Regions from separate parts of the Homo sapiens genome. Here region 1 is linked to region 2. A link is an interaction called in ENCODE POLR2A ChIA-PET data of the cell type or tissue named here. Cell type or tissue: A673. All regions are shown on one strand. Links, peaks and the distances in the headings refer to the core of each region. The heading gives the core; the rest is flanking DNA. Region 1 has its middle 48 kb from the start of LINC02727. Region 2 overlaps CLMP (CXADR like cell adhesion molecule).

Region 1 (2,913 bases), core at 223-2,722, 180 kb before region 2:
ACCCCTGCCTGGCCCGTGCACTCCCCTGTTCGCCTGGCAGCTGTCTGCTGATCCCTGATGCACCTACCGTTTGGAAAGGAAAGTAGATGAAGTTATATTATTAAAATCTCTGCTTCAAATAGGAGGGTGGGAAAGAAGCTCAAAGTCCTGGCTGAGGAAGGCATGAAGTAAAAAAAAAAAATTTTAGCATTACATTTATTTCACTTTCTGAGTGGTCCACATGCCAAGTTGGGTTAAAATACAAGGACAAAACAGAAACAAAACCACAAAGACAAAACACAGAACCCAGCACCTAACACTTTCTTAATGTTTTGTAAACTTCCTGTTGGATCTACTTAACTCCATTAAAGATAATTATACATTACTTGTCCTTTTTTTTTTTTTTTTTTTTTTTTTTGAGACAGAGTCTCACTCTGTTGCCCAGGCTAGAGTTCAGTGGTGTACTCAGGGCTCACTGCAGTCTCAACCTCCTGGGCTCAAGCAATCCTCCCGCCTCAGCCTCCCAAGTAGCTGGGACTATAGGCACACACCACCACACCCAGCTAATTTTTGTATTTTTAGTGGAGACAGGGTTTTGCTATATTGCCAAGGCTGGTCTTGAACTCCTAGGTTCAAACCATCCACTTACCTCAGCCTCCCAAAGTGCTGGGATTACAGGTGTGAGCGTCTGTGCCCGGTCTTCACGTATGCATTTTTTAAAGCAACAAGGTAATCTATCTATAACATATTTCAAACAGAAATTACCCATAATATGTGTCATTTATTGAACATTTTCAATAGACAAGAGTTTTATAGGTATTATCTTACTTGGATGCTCACAACTCCTTGAAGTTTAAAAATTGCACTAATGGCTGGGTGCAGTGGCTCACACATGTAATCCCAGCACTTTGGGAGGCCAAGGTGGGTGGATCACCTGAGGTCAGGAGTTCAAGACCAGCCTGGTCAACATGGTGAAGCCCCGTCCCTACTAAAAATACGAAAATTAGCCGAGCATGGTGGCGGGCACCTGTATTCCCAGCTGCTTGGGAGGCTGACGCAGGAAAATCACTTGAACCTGGGAGGCAGAGGTTGCAGGAGCTGAGATTGAGCCACTGCACTCCAGCCTGGGTGACAGAGTGAGACTCTGTCTCAAAAAAAAAAAAAAAAAATTGCACTCATTTTTTTAACCCCATTTTGTAGATAAGTAGCCGAAGCCAAGAGAAGCTGAAGACATCGCCCAAGGTCACAGGCTAGTAAACCACAGGATTGGAGCCCAGAATCCTGACTCCTGAGCCCATGTTGTGCACTACAATAACTACTTTAATTTCTTCAAATTCCTTTTCAGTCTTCATCCACATGCATGTGGGTTTTGACAGTTATATTAAAGTGTACAAAGCATTCTGTGCTCCACTACCCCGCGCCTGTTTATCACATCAAATTTGTTTCTGTGTTTCTCCCCAGTCAATATATTTGTAATTTGCATTTTAATAGGCTCATAGTATTTCATTGACTCATCATGGTATCATTTAGCAAACCATTTCCTTCTGTTGCAGTTTTATATCTTCACTATTTTTGTTAGCATAGATAATACTGTAATGAACTTCTTTGGGCTCTCAGTTTTGGCTTTAAAAATATATATTTCCTTAGGATAAATTCCTAGGAGTAGGATTTGCCACATACTATCATATTGCTTTCAAGAGTGTTGGACTCATTTACAGCACTACCAGAAGTAAATTAGTAGATAAATTTCACTGTATACTCACTAAAATTAGCCTAATGGAGCACTTTCAAACAGAAATATAAAATAAATGGGTTGTTATTATTACTGTTGTTGCAATGAAAATTACCACCAGAAATCAAATTGTCCGCAGAGCCTCTACTCCTTATTTCTTTGTGGTTTTCTTCCCTATGGCTTCAATATGCTCATCTGATGTCACAAGTGCTGTGTTTGGCTTTGTTACAGGATGCCAGCAACGAGGATGCAAATTGAAAAAGGCCATTATTCAGATACTAACAGCTGGCACTAACCTTGCTCCTTCTCCTGCCTTCCCAATTTCTATTCCCTCTTACATTAACAAAAGGCTTGGGAACATCTTGCCTCCTACCCTCACCCCAGTTCCCAAATCAGTTATCACAGCTTCCGCCATCTCCCTTCCAAAGCTTACCCATCCTCCCCATTTCCAGTGTTACTGTGCTGAATCTGATCCCTGTAATCACAGCCTGCACACAAATTTTACAACACGACACCCTTCTTGCTCTGAATCACCCTACACACAGCTCCCAGGTGAACCTTCCTAAATCGCAGCCTCTGGTCATGTCATTTCTCAGCCCCAAAGTCTGTACCGGTTATTGGGAGCCTCAGGAATGGCACCCAAACTGGCACCTACTGCGCTCCCAAATGTGCATCTCTGCTTCCCTGCCTCGCCTGCCAGCACTTTTCTCCATCGTAGTTTCCTGGAAGCCTCAATACTCCTTGAAACGTGGTCTTTACGGTCAGACACGGTATCTCTGCTGGGAGGGCCTACCACGCAGAATCTCAGGTACAGCCTTTCCCTCCACTCATCTGCTGTGGATCCCTTTGGCTGGGAGAGCCCAGGCAAGTCTCTCGTACATCTTTAAAGCCACCAAGGACACAGCCTCTCAGTAGCTTCTCTGCCTTGAACTTTGCCAGCACCCTTTCCAGATCCAGCCTCCACTCAGTTGCTAGAGCGAGCTGTCTACACTGCAGGCTGGGTCACAGTCCTCCCCAGCTCTGTAGCATGTCCTTCCCACTGTCTCTGTAGCATGTTATCCCAGCCTCTTCAGGAGCTGGTCCCTTTCTACCCCTGCAGGTTCAACATCCCAGAACTCCACCCCTACTGATGCTGTGTGTCCAGCCCTCTGTGCAGCCTTCATGCCTTCTTAGAGGTCCCTAAAGGAGATGCTCCTGTGCAC
Region 2 (2,913 bases), core at 127-2,626:
TCCCAGCACTTTGGGAGGCCAAGGCGGGTGGATCACAAGGTCAAGAGTTCAAGACCAACCTGGCCAATATGGTGACACCCAGTCTCTACTAAAAATACAAAAATTAGCCGGGCGTGGTGGTGTGTGCCTGTAGTCCCAGCTACTCGAGAGGCTGAGGCAGAAGAATCGCTTGAACCCGGGAGGTGGAGGTTGCAGTGGGCCAAGATTGTGCCACTGCACTCCAACCTGGGCGACAGAGCTAGGCTCCGTCTCAAAAAGAAAAAAAAGTGTGTGTCTTTGTGTGTGTGTGTGTGTGTGTGGAGACAAGATTTTAGGGAAAGCGAGGAAAAGCAGATGGAGTCAGACCTACCTGAACGTACTGTGCACTATGGTAGCAGTATGCCCCAAACACCACAGGTTGAAGCAGGGAGTCACCATTCTAACTGGGGAGTCGAGAAAGGCTATATACAGAAAGTGGTCCTTGAGCTTGATCTTGAGGCCTTATATAGGTGTTGTTGAGGCAAAAATAGAAGAGGAAAAGGCATTTCAGAAAGAAAAAACTGTGTAATCAAAGCCGAGATCTATCAGAAGACACTATTCAGAATCAAGAAACATCAGGTTTGGGGACAACGAGATTCAGAGATGTGAGGGCAGGAGTCAAAAATGAGGCATGGTCCAGACTGCGCTGGCATAGGTGTAACCTTCAGAAGCCAAGCCTTCATCAGTGTGCACAGGTGATGGGAAACAGATTTTCAGCCAGGTGAGCTTTGCTACACAAACGTGTGGAATTGTAGCAGGCTGTTTCTCCCTAACAATCACACAGATGGGCCTGCATGACAGTCACACAGACAGGCCTGCACAGCACTCCAGTTACACAGACAAATTTCCACAGCACTGCCTTAACACTGAGCAAATAATTAAACCTAGGGAAATCGGTGCCCAGACATCAAAGCTAGAAATATAAACATATGGTCAGTAGGAGACGTGCATAGGCTTCTCCCTATCCTGGAGCAAGTCAAAATAACGGAGACAGTCTCACATTCCTAGTGCCAGGACCTGTCTTGGGTTGTCGAAATCTGAGACAGTCAAGGTAACAGAGGCAGTTGTTTGAATAGATTTATTGGAAAGTCTAAGCAGCTCTTCAGACCAAGCTGTACATGAGATAAGATAGGAATAATCACTCCGGATGGGCACGGTGGCTCATGCCTGTAATCCCAGCACTTTGGGAGACTGAGGTGGGCAGGTCGCTTAAGGTCAGGGGTTTGAGACCAGCTTGGCCAAACTGGTGAAACCCCATCTCTACTAAAACTACAAAAATTAGCTGGACGTGGTGGCATGCGCCTGTGGTCCCAGCTACACGGGAGGCTGAGGCAGGAGAATCGCTTGAACGCAGGAGGCAAAGGTTGCAGTGAGCCAAGATTGTGGCACTGCACTCCAGCCTGGGTGACAGAATGAAACTCTGTCTCAAAAAAGAAAGAAAGGAAACAAAGAAAGAGAGAGAGAGAGAAAGAAAGAAGGAAAAGAATCACTCCAGTACCACAGTAGATAGGCCTTGAAGATACTGGGACCCTCGCAGTTTAATCAGACTTAGCAAGCATTTTTTGGCCTCTGACCTTCTAGTTGAAACAAAATAGTTACTTATAGACTTAGGCAAATGCTATACTGCACATAGGCACATAACCACAACCTATATAAGCACTAAGAAAATTGTACACTTTTGAGTTGGTCTGGTGGAATTATCTTCAACCTTCTCCCTGTATCCAGTTACAGTGATAAATTCCCTTCTTTCCCAGTTTGTCTGCTTCTCGTTATTGGGCCATGAGAAAATGCAACCGGACCCAGCTCTTTCTGGGAACAGAATGATTAGTATTCTTTGCGTATTGGGCTGAACAATTTTTAAAACCTTAGGGGCCTTCTTGAACCCAGAACCAGGCTAATAAAAATGATAATGCTAACACTTGAGTGCTTACTATCTCATTCCCACAAAAACCCTATGAAGTAACGCAGCCCCCTTTTATAGTTCAGGATCTTAAGGCTTAGAAAGAATAAGTGATCAGAGACAGGCACACAGCTGTCAGTGGAGAGGCTTCCGTTTGGAGATCATTTGACTTCCCAGCCAGCAATCCCAATCACTGCGGCCTGGCACAGTGTTTTTTCTTTTTTTTTTTGAGACAGAGTCTCGCTCTGTTGCCAGGTTGGAGTGCAGTGACACAATCTCGGCTCACCGCAACCTCCACCTCCTGAGTACCTGGGAGTACAGGTGCATGCCACCACGCCCAGCTATTTTTTTTTTTTTTTTGTATTTTAGTGGAGATGGGGGTTTCGCAATGTTGGCCAGGCTGGTCTCAATCTCCTGACCTCGTGATCCACCCACCTTGGCCTCCCAAAGTGCTGAGATTAGAGGTGTAAGCCACCATGCCCAGCCTAGCGTTTTTTCAAAATCTGTATCACAACCAGTTAGTGGATCCTAAATGATAAGAAATTTTTTTTTTTTTCTTTGAGACAGAGTTTCACTCTTGTTGCCCAGGCTGGAGTGCAATGGCGTGATCTTGGATCACTGCAACCTCCGCCTCCCAGGTTCTCCTGCCTAAGCCTCCCGAGTAGCTGGGATTACAGGCATGCACCACCACGCCCAGCTAATTTTGTATTTTCAATAAAGATGGGTTTCTCCATGTTGGTCAAGCTGGTCTCGAACTCCCGACCTCGGGTGATCTGCCCGCCTTGGTCTCCCAAAATGCTGAGATTACAGGTGTGAGCCACCGCGCCCAGCCTTGTTTTGTTTCTTTTTCTTTTTCTTTTTTTTTTTTTTTTTGAGATGGAGACTCGCTCTGTCGCCCAGGCTGGAGTGCAGTGGTGCGATCTTGGCTCACTGCAAGCTCCGCCTCCTGGGTTCATGCCATTCTCCTGCCTCAGCCTCCCGAGTAGCTGGAACTA

Evidence for each region. Peaks named below come from ENCODE experiments on the same cell type or tissue, not always from the same donor. Only the 100,000 strongest peaks of a DNase experiment are listed, where the experiment ranks them.
Region 1: POLR2A ChIA-PET joins it to region 2 with 7 read pairs; 15 of 35 experiments call an interaction of 5 or more read pairs at or near these places.

Annotation. Positions count from the first base shown.
Region 1 is chr11:123,265,207-123,268,119 of GRCh38, reverse strand. No RefSeq gene overlaps it. Among named protein-coding and RNA genes, the nearest start is that of LINC02727, 48 kb to the left of the region's middle. In A673, for the core only: no CTCF peak of the experiment used is centred there; a DNase peak (open chromatin) is centred at 1,429.
Region 2 is chr11:123,089,655-123,092,567 of GRCh38, reverse strand. The region is part of intron 2 of CLMP (CXADR like cell adhesion molecule); the gene reads left to right. Among named protein-coding and RNA genes, the nearest start is that of HSPA8, 29 kb to the right of the region's middle. In A673, for the core only: no CTCF peak of the experiment used is centred there; no DNase peak of the experiment used is centred there; H3K27ac peaks cover 943 bases.